Regions from separate parts of the Homo sapiens genome. Here region 2 is linked to region 1. Evidence: read pairs that join two places in POLR2A ChIA-PET (ENCODE). Cell type or tissue: Panc1. All regions are shown on one strand. Links, peaks and the distances in the headings refer to the core of each region. The heading gives the core; the rest is flanking DNA. Region 1 overlaps LOC124905261 (a long non-coding RNA gene). Region 2 overlaps KLHL15 (kelch like family member 15).

What was found. ChIA-PET counts read pairs that join two places held together with the same protein. Peaks named below come from ENCODE experiments on the same cell type or tissue, not always from the same donor. Only the 100,000 strongest peaks of a DNase experiment are listed, where the experiment ranks them.
Region 2: POLR2A ChIA-PET joins it to region 1 with 5 read pairs; 2 of 35 experiments call an interaction of 5 or more read pairs at or near these places.

What each region holds. Positions count from the first base shown.
Region 1 is chrX:24,098,520-24,103,902 of GRCh38, forward strand. LOC124905261 (a long non-coding RNA gene) reads left to right here. Exons shown (of 2, transcript XR_007068415.1): 2 at 2,305-4,452. Among named protein-coding and RNA genes, the nearest start is that of EIF2S3, 46 kb to the left of the region's middle. In Panc1, for the core only: no CTCF peak of the experiment used is centred there; no DNase peak of the experiment used is centred there; H3K27ac peaks cover 851 bases.
Region 2 is chrX:24,004,559-24,009,941 of GRCh38, forward strand. KLHL15 (kelch like family member 15) reads right to left here. Exons shown (of 4, transcript NM_030624.3): 3 at 1,431-2,142. The coding sequence starts at 2,135. Among named protein-coding and RNA genes, the nearest start is that of KLHL15, 20 kb to the right of the region's middle. RefSeq lists a silencer at 1,334-1,628. In Panc1, for the core only: no CTCF peak of the experiment used is centred there; no DNase peak of the experiment used is centred there.

The DNA of each region.
Region 1 (5,383 bases), core at 258-5,257:
TGTTAGCCAGGCTGGTCTCAAACTCCTGACCTCAGGTGATCTGCCTGCCTCAGCCTCTCAAAGTGCTGGGATTACAGGCGTGAGCGCCCAGCCTCTTACATGGGATTTTTAAGAGTAAGAATTCAATTTCTTTAAGATATATAGGACTATTCAAATTATGTATTTCATATTGGGTGCATTATTAGTTTGTGTCTTTAGGTGAATTGCTGCACTTCATCTTAGTTGTCAAAGTTTTGGCCAAGTGCAGTGGCTCACACCTGTAAATCCCAGAATTTAGGGAGGCAGAGGCAGGAGGATAGCTTCGCCTAGGAGTTCGAGACCTGCCTGGGCAATATAGCGAGACCCTGTTCTCCACAAAAAGGGGGAAAAAAAGACAAATTTTTCTGTGTAGAATTGTTTGTGGTATCCCCTTATCCTTTGATGTCTACAAGGTCTCCGGTGATATCCCCTGTTCCATTCCTGATATTGGTAGTTTATGTCCTTCCTCTCTCTCTCAACTATCTTGCTAGAGGTTTGTCAATTTTATTGGTCTTTTCCCAAGAACCCAGCTTTTTGTTCTGTTGACTTTTCTCTATTTTTTTTTTCTGATCTTATCTTTATTATTTCCTCCTTTCTGCTTTATTTGGGTTTATGTTACTCTTATTTTCCTAGGCTCTTCTATTGGGAGCTTAGATTATTGCTTTGAGATATTTCTTCCCCTCTTAATACTGCTTCAGCTAATGTTCTACAAATAATTGATAATGTATTTTCACTTTCATGCAGTTCACTGTATTCATTTTTATTTTGATAAAGGTGATTAATTTTTCTTTCCAGTTTTCCCAAAATATGTAATGTGTTTACCTTTTAATCTGTGATAAAAAACATATAAACATTTGCTATTTTAATCATCCAGCTTGTTGCTGTGAAACAGATCTCCGGAACTTTTTCATCTTGCAGATCTGAAACCCTACACCTACTAAACAACTCACCCTTCTCCCTTCCTCTTAGCTCCTGGGAACCACCATTCTGCTTTTTATTTCTATGAATTTGACTAATTTAGATACCTTATTTAAGTAGAACCGCACAGTATTTATCTTTTTTGAATTTACTGTGTTTTAAAAGTTTCCCTTGAAGTTCCCTCTTTGACTCGTGGATTATTTAGCGGTGTGTTTAGTTCCCATATGTTTCGAGATTTTGATTTCTAGTTTGATTCCGTTGTGGTCAGAGTACCACACACTCTGTATGATTCCAGTTCTTTTAAATTTATTGAGGCTTGTTTTATACCTATTGATATGCTCTATCTTGGAGAATGTTTCATGTCTACTTGAAAAGAATGTGTATTCTGAACTGGATGAGTGGACTGTTCTAAAATTGTTAGTTAGATGGAGTCAGTTGATAGTAGTATTCATTTTTTATTCCTGTTGTAACAAGTTGCCACAAACTTAGTGGCTTAAAACGACACATATTTGTTATCATATAGTTCTGGAGGTCAGAAGTTTGCAATAGGTCTCACTGGGTGAGGGGAAGATGTTGACAAGGCTGCATTCTTTTCTGGGTGCTCTAGGGGATTTTCTTGCAATTTCAGCTTCTACAAGCTGCCCCGAATTCCTTGGCTTATGGTCTCCTTCCATCTTCAAAGTCAGCAATAGGTTGCTTATGTCGTTCTCACATTACATCACTGCGACATTCACTCTTCTGCCTCCCTCTTTCACTTCTAAGGACCCTTGTGATGACATTGGGCCCACCCAGATAATCCAGGACAATCCTTCCGCCTTGAGATCTTTAACTTAATCACATCTGCAAAGTCTCTTTTATCATGTAAGATAACGTACTCACAAGTTGTGGAGATTAGGATGTGGATATTTTGGAGGGACTATGTCTACTACAATAGTGTTGTTCAAATTTTCTCTCTATGCCAGGCACAGTGTTACATGCCTGTAGTCCCAGCTACTCCGGACGCTGAAGCGGGAGGATCACTTGAGTCCAGGAGCTTCAGACCAGCCTGGGCAACATATTGAAACTCTGTCTTTTTAAAAAAAACTTTTAAAAAAGTTTTCTTCTTAAACAAAAAGTTTTCTTTTCACTCTGTTATCAAGAATGAGGTATTGTAATCTTTGCCTATTATTGCTGATTGTCTCTTTCCCCTTTGAATTCTTTCACTTTTTGCTTCATGTATTCTGAGGCTCTCATTAGGTATATATCAGTGTATAATTGTTATATCTTCCTGATGTATTGAACCTTTTATCAACATGAAATGTACCTCTTTGTCTTTAGTAATATTTCTTATCTTAAAGACCATTTTGTCTGATTTTGCTGTATACACAGTCTCAGCCAGGAATGTGCTTGCTGCAACCACAATGGCAACCCCAGACTAAGAGAGATGTATATCATCCCCTCCCACCCTTTGCTGAGATCGTCACTTCCTCTGACTGTGCTACTGTGCATGGACATTACCCACTGTTCCCAAGTGAGTGAGACCACTTTGACTATGGCAGCAAAGCTGCCAACCTCACAGCCAACCCAGCCTTAGCAGAACTTTCACGCTAAGGGAGCTGGAATCTGGGAGAGGCCCCAGGGAAGAACACTGCAGACTCCCACTCTTCTTGCACAAAGTTCAGCAATTTTTCAGGCATGACCACTTCTCAGATCATTGTACAATTGTTTTTGTCAATTTTGTCCATCTTTATAGTTACTTTTCTGGAAGAGGATTTGTCTTCCATCTTCACTGGAAGTCCTGCCTCTACTACAGTGTTGTTTTTAAAATAGATTTCTTTTTCCAGATTAAGGACATTTCCTTTTAATTCTAATTCTCTTAGAAGTTTTTCATTTAAATAATAATAATTATTATTATTGAGACTAAGTTTTGCCCTTGTTGGCCAGGCTGGAGTGCTATGGCATGGTCTCGACTCACTGCAACCTCTGCCTCCCGGGTTTAAGTGATTCTCCCGCATCAGCCTCCTGAGTAGCTGGTATTACAGGCACCCATCACCATGCCTGGCTAATTTTTTGTATTTTTAGTAGAGACAGGGTTTCACCACGTTGGCCAGGCTAGTCTCGAACTTCTGACCTCAGGTGATCCGTCCACCTCGGCTTCCCAAAGTGCTGGGATTACAGGTGTGAGCCACTGTGCCCGGCCTTAATTATTATTATTTTTTGAGACAGGGTCTCACTCTGTCACCCAGGCTGGAGTGCAATGGCACGATCTTGGCTCACTGCAACCTTCACCTCCCAGGTTCAAGTGATTATTGTGCCTCAGCCTCCCGAGTAGCTGGGACTGCAGGCTTGTGCCACCACACCCAGATAATTTTTGTATTTTTAGTAGAGACAGGGTTTCACCATGTTGGCCAGGCTGGTCTTGAACTCCTAACCTCAAGGTGATCCGCCCACCTTGGCCTCCCAAAATACTGGGATTACAGGCATGAGCCACCGTGCCCGGCCTGTTTTGTTTTAAATAATGAGTGTTTGTCTCTTCTTTATGTCACGAAATGATTATATTTTCCCTTTAATCTGTAAAATATTTTGCTAGATTTTCCGATGTTGAACCCTTCTTCATGCATTCCTCATAAAATTCTACTTAGTCATAACACATTACTTTTTATTTTTATTTATTTATTTCTTGAGACAGGGTCTTGCTCTGTCACCCAGGCTGGAGTGCAGTGGCACAATTTCGGCTCACTGCAACCTCCACCTCCCAGGCTGAAGCGATCCTTCCACCTCAGCCTCCCAAGTAGCTGGGACTAGAGGTGTGCGCCACAACAGCTGGCTAATTTTAAAAAGTGTTTTGTAGAGAGGTCTCACTATGTTGCCCAGGCTGGTCTTGAACTCCTGGGCTCAAGAGATCCACCTACCTCAGGCTTCCAAACTGTTGGGATTATAGGCATGAGCCACCGTGCCTGGCATATTATTTTTATTAGAGATGAGGTCTGCTAAAATTTGGTTTGTTACTGTTTTTTTTTTTTTTTATTAGAGTTGGGGTCTTGCTATGTTGCAATGGCTGGTCTCAAATTCCTGGGCTTAGGAGATCCTCCTGCCTCAGCCTCCAGTTAGCTGGGACTACAGGCACGCACCACTGCATCCGGCTTGTTATTTTATTTAGAAGTTTTGCATGCATGTTAATAAGTGAGATTGGTCTAAAACATTATTTTTTAACACAGTTTTGTGAATTTGATATTAAGTTTGTATTAGCTCGTAATATGGGCTGAGTAAATTTCCCACTCTTTCTGTTTTCTGAAATATGTTATTTCAGAATTATTTAATATGGAGAGATTATCTTTCCTTTGAAGGTTTGGTAAGACTTTTTAGTAAAACTGTGTGGGCTTCATATTTCTTATCGTGAGAGATACTTGATTATCAGTTCCTATTTTGGTAATCTGTATTTTTCTTGAAATCTTTCCATCGTGTCTTGGTTTTCAAATGTCCTGGGACAAGGTTGTTCACAGTGTTCTCATATGTTATTAAAAATCTCTACTGTTATCATTTGTTATATTTCCTTTCTGTTCCTATTATTGTTTATTTTCTCTCTTCTCACTCCTTTCTGATGATCAGACTTGCTGGAATTTTTTCCTTTTTCTTTTTTAAATTAGAGATGGTGTCTAACTCTGTCGCCTAGTCTAGGGTACAGTGGCAGGATCATAACTCACTGTAGCCTTGAACTCCTGAGCTCAAGTGATCCTCCTGCCTCAGGATCCTGAGTAACTGGGTTTATAGGCGACAGCCACTGTGCCCAACAATTTTTTCTATTTTAGTAGTTTTGTCAGAGAACAAGATTTTGGTTGCACTGATTGCCTTTTTCTTTCCTTTCTGTCATTAATTTCTGCTCTTATAGACTTTATACCCATCTTTCTACTTCTTTGGGGTTTACTTTTTTCAGTCTAAGATCCTGAATTGAATATATAACTCACTTATTTTCAGTCTTTTCTATTTTTCTTTTCTTTTTTTTTTTTTTTTTTTTTGAGACGGAGTTTCGCTCTTGTTGCCCAGGCTGGAGTGCAATGGTGTGATCTCCACTCACCGTAACCTCCGCCTCCCGGGTTCAAGCAATTCTCCTGCCTCAGCCTCCTGAGTAGCTGAGATTACAGGCACGCGCCACCACACCCGGCTAAGTTTTGTATTTTCAGTAGAGATGGGGTTTCTCCATGTTGGTCAAGCTGGTCTCGAACTTCTGACCTCAAGTGATCCTCCCGCCTCGGCCTCCCAAAGTGCTGGAATAACAGGCGTGAGCCACCGCGCCCGGCCCCTATTTTTGTTTTCACAACTTTTTTTTTTTTTTTTTTTTAAATCAAGCCCCTTCCCCAAGAACCAGTGGTTCAACATCCAGCCACAACAGGAACAGCCACTGGGCCCTGTCCTGTTCCTTGAGGCTTGAGGGATTATTTATTTTTGTTATTTTATTTATTTATTTTTA
Region 2 (5,383 bases), core at 228-5,227, 94 kb before region 1:
AAGGCGGGTGGATCATGAGGTCAGGAGTTCGAGACCAGCCTGGCCAAGATGATGAAACCCTGTCTCTACTAAAACACAAAAATTAGCCAGGCACAGTGGCTGACGCCTGTAATCCCAGCTACTCGGGAGGCTGAGGCAAGAGAATCGCTTGAACCTGGGAGGCAGAGTTTGCAGCGAGCCAAGATCACGCCACTGTACTCTAGCCTGGGCGACAGAGCGAGACTCTGTCTCAAAAAAAAAAAAAAAAATACATACATACATATATATAATTTAGTTTCAATTATTTCTGCCACATCAATACATTGAGAATAAAAGACAAAAATCCACAAAACTGAATTCTCAGTTTCACAGCATTTTGGAGGAAAAAAAAATATGTCAGGCTGCTGTTATTCAAAGGCGCAAATGGGTTTATTTTTCAAATGGCGTAGACAACCCTCCTTTGCAGATACTGTATTTTTATAACCAGGTCTAATAACTAAAGCTGAGGAACTATTTAACATGAAAAGTGACCGACCAAGTTTTCAGTGTGCTTTCTAGAAAAAAGAGAAGATGCAAGAAGTAAACAGAGCCCCAGAGGTAACCATGTGATTAGAAACCAATTAAGTTAAGCAATTACTAAAAGTGCTCTATGACCTTTGGGCAAGAAAGGATCACAAGTGAAACTCTGATATAAAAATGAAAATGCTTACATGCAAAAAAAGGCCAAGGCTGTTTCAGAGAAAGACTATTTTTAAGAGAACTATTTGCATGGTAAAATGTGCCCAGGGATGGTTGATCAATGTAGATAGAAGAGTTATAGTCTACTTGTTTAGAAATGCCAAAATGATGTTTTTAGACATATAACATGTTTTCATTGTCAAATTTAGTTAGTATTCACAGTAAAACGGGGAAAACCAGAAGGTAAGAGCAGGGAAGAAAATCACCATTAGGGCCTATTGGTTTTCAAGAGCTATTTTGTACGTCCTTGCTATATTTTAGAGGAATAAGAAACTCTATTAATGTATACCATGCAGAACTCTTCTCAATGCCAATTTCTGCATGTATTACTTAAATTTATTTTTAAAAAGAGATCTAGCCTGACTCGGTTCCGATTTAATTGATGAAATGAAAAGAAAAGCTACAGCAAACATGTAATATTTTGCATAAAGTAATTATGCTTCAACTTTAAAAGTACTTTTAAAATAAAACTGTTTTACTACCTACGTGGTTTATCTTTCACCCACAAAATGTATTTTACAAAACCTAAATGCACAACAAATCAGGCTTCTTATACATAAAGTACTCTTATGTTATTCATTCTTGAATAACATAAGAAATAACAAAATGAAGTTATTCATTCTTGGCTCTTAAGTCTGTGAATCTTATCTATAAAGACATACACTGCCTTAACTAAATGATGAGTACTGTCTATTGCTTTCAAATGCACTAACCTTCTCAAAAACGCTGGTTGGGGTCATCAAGCAAAACCGGATATTCTGAATGATGGTATCGGTATGTCTCCAGCGTCTTCTATCATGCCGCAGCCAAGACTGCACAGCCTCGTACAGCTCTATCTCTGGGAACCTGCTCAGATGATCATTATCCAAGTAAGACATGAGCTTCTCAAAGCTCAGATAGGACAGAAAGTCAGGCCTAGACATGAGTGGCACAAAGTTGTCTAGCAGAAAGGTGTCTAACTTCTCCCTGACTCCCTCGATGTTTACGCCGAAATCATCTAAGAGTCTCATAATTTCTGCACAATTTTCTAGGCAGATCTTCGCTAAGAGAAAAGAGCAGCAGAACTTCACCACTTCTATAAGTTGAACATACATGGCAGCCTGAAGAATCTCATGAACGGTATTCATACTCAGCTCTATAGTTCCATAGTACATAAATTGCAGGACATGGCTGAAACCGGTAGCTGTTAGACCTTTTAAATGAATTTTGTCCTGATCTCGTTCCCTCATGTCTGCAGTAAACATAATTCTGAAGTAATCACTCTGGGTGGCCAAGAGTGCTTTATGGGCCTGGAACTGATGATCTTCAATAACCAGAGTGACATCAAGAAGCAATCCCTCCTCATACAGTGCTCTGAACCCAGCAGAGACACTGGTGTCGTGGATGGAGGAACAGAATCCTTCCACGTCCCCTGCCATGAATCACCTGGAAAAAAATCAAAGACAACAATGTTAAACACTTCCATGCATTCAGAAGAAAATATTAACTTAGAGTTTTAACAATTTTTGCTATTATCTCAATTCTACTGACTAAGTCCAAAATGTACAAGTCCTTTGGGAGAAGACAATCTAAAGGTTTGCAGACTAATATTTCTGGCTTCCCTATCTAAGGAAAAGAATCTATTAAAGATACATCAATAGTTCATGCCTATAACCCCAGCACTTTGGGAGGCCAAGGCAGGAAGATCGCTTGAGCCCAGGAGTTGGAGACCAGCCTAGGCAAGATGGCAAATCCCTGTCTCTACAAAATAATAACAATAAAAAAAAAAGTAGCTGGGCATGGTGGCACATTGCCAGCAGCCCCAGCTTCTTCAGAGGCTGAGGTGGGAGATTCCCTTCAGCCCACGAGTTTGAGGCTACAGTGAGCTATGATAGCACCACTGCACTCCAGCCTGGGCAACAGAGCACGACCCTATCTCTTAAAAATATATATGTCGGCTGGGCGCGGTGGCTCACACCTGTAATCCCAGCACTTTGGGAGGCCGAAGTGGGTGGATCACCTGAGGTCAGGAGTTCAAGACCAGCCTGATCAATACGATGAAACTCCAACTCTACTAAAAATACAAAAAGTAGCCAGGTGTGGTGGCATGCACCTATAGTCCCAGCTACTCAGGAGGCCAAGACAGGAGAATCGCTTGAACTCGGGAGACGGAGGTTGCAGTGAGCCAAGATCATGCCACTACATGCCAGCCTGGGAGACAGCAAGACCCCATTTCCAAAAAAAAAAAAAAAAAATATATATATATATATATATATATATATCAAACAATGGTAAATTGTTATCTTACAAATAATATATGCCTATTCCATTGATTTCATATTGTTCATCAAATATACTTTGAACAGGTTCCAAAATTAGCAACATAAAAATGATTTCACAGCCAAATACTAAATAATGAGAAAAGGGACAAAAATGAAACTAAAAAGTATACCTGAAAACTCCTAGAAATTTACCTAAAGGAAATATTCAAATAAATAGGCAAGTTGTACATATAAGGTTTTTCTATCTAGGCTTATTATTTAAAAATCAGAAACTATTCAAAAGTCCAATAACAAATTATTAAAACATGATACAGTCCTACAATAAATTATCAATTTAAAATGATGTCAACAGTTTATTTTTACAAAGAATATTTATCAGATATTGTATGAAAAAAAAAACAAGTGACTGCAGTATACTGAGTACGTCTTCGAAAACTAAATACGCATATATTTGTTAGATGAGAAAAAGTCTGGAGAAATATATACCAAAATAATGTCCCTGGGTAGTAGGTTTTCAGGAGAGGCTTTCTTTTCATTTACCTCATTACCCTTACTTTGAAAAACAATAATGATGTAATGCTTATATATTTAAAAATACAAATATATAATTTTAAAGGAAATTAAACCAAATCTTTCCATATCAGAGAAATGAAGGTAAAATAGAGAACTATAATTAGATATCTTAAATACAGCGGAATAAACTAATTCAGTCTATTTTTTTGTTTTCGGAGTCTTGCTCTGTCATCCAGGCTGGAGTGCAGTGGCACAATCTCGGCTCACTACAACCTCCGCCTCCCGGGTTCAAGCGATTCTTGTGCCTCAGCCTCCCGAGTAGCTGGGACTACAGGCACCTGCTACACGCCCAGCTAATTTTTGTATTTTTAGTGAAGACAGGTTTCGCCATGTTGGCTAGGCTGGTCTAAAACTCCTGACCTCAGATGATCCGTCTGACTCGGCCTTCCAAAGTGGTGGGGTTACAGGCGTGAGCCACTGCGCCTGGCCACTAATTCAGTCTACTGGGTTATTTATGAAGCAAATTAATTTTCTCCTTTTCACATACCCCCACCCCAGACCATCTATCTTCTTAATTCTCATCCTTACACAGCTCCCGGCTTCCTCCCCAATGACCCATCCTCCATCCCTGAATTCTCTCCCAAACCTTTCCACTGTGCCCTGTGGAACCTTACTTCAATGTAAACAAAATCCCCTACATGCTCAGGTTGGTCACAGAAAGTTCCCTCCTCGACCTGATTTAAATGAGACATAGTTTTCCTAAAAGTCACAGCTTCCAGGCCTCCTGCCTCCAACCTCTAGCTCTACTCCCACGCGTGTTAGAAAAAAAAAAAACAAAACAAAAAAAAAACTTTTAGAGCTTACAGCCCTACTTTCCAAGTCTTCTTTCTCTTAGCTTTCTATTGTTCTTTTTCTATAACTTGGCCTTTTGCTCAGATAAAAATCCATCTTCTGTCACCCCTTGTCACTTCCATACACATCTTCTGATCAATCACTCTCAAACATTTGATGAAGACTTCAACACCTGGGCCAGGCATGGTGGCTCACACCTGTAATCCCAGCACTTTGGGAGGCTGAGGCAGGCGGATCACTTGAGATCAGGAGTTCAAGACCAGCCTGGGCAACATGGTAAAACCCTGTCTCTACTAAAAATACAAAAATTAAAGGCCGGGCGTGGTGGCTCATGCCTGTAATCCCAACACTTTGGGAGGCCGAGATGGGTGGATCACCTGAAGGTCAGGAGTTTGAGACCAGCCTGGCCAACATGGTGAAACCCCATCTCTACTAAAAATATAAAAATTAACCAGGCATGGTGGCGGGCATCTGTAATCCCAGCTACTCGGGAGGCTGAGGCAGGAGAATCACTTGAACCCGGGAGGCGGAGGTTGCAGTGAGCTGAGATTGCACCACTGCACTCCAGCCTGGGCGACAAGAGTGAAACTCCGTCTCAAAATAAATAAAATAAAATACAAAACAAATACAAAAATTAGCCGCACATGGTAGCGGGCGCCTGTAGTCCTAGCTACTCCGGAGGCTGAGACAGGAGAAATCTCCTGAACCCAGCAGGTGGAGGTCACAGTGAGCCAAGACTGCACCACTGCACTCCAGCCTGGGCGACAGAGCGAGGTTCCATTTTCAAAAAAAAAAAAAAAAAAAAAAGCCGGGCTCAGTGGCTCACGCCCGTAATTCCAACACTTTGGGAGGCTGAGGAGGGTGTATCACCTGAGGTCAGGAGTTCAAGACCAGCCTGGCCAACATGGAGAAACCTCCTCTCTACTAAAAATACCAAAATTAGCTGGGTGTGGTGGCTGGCACATGTAATCCCAGCTACTTGGGAGGCTGAGGCAGGAGAATCGCTGGAACCTGGGAGACGGAGGCTGCAGTGAGCCAAG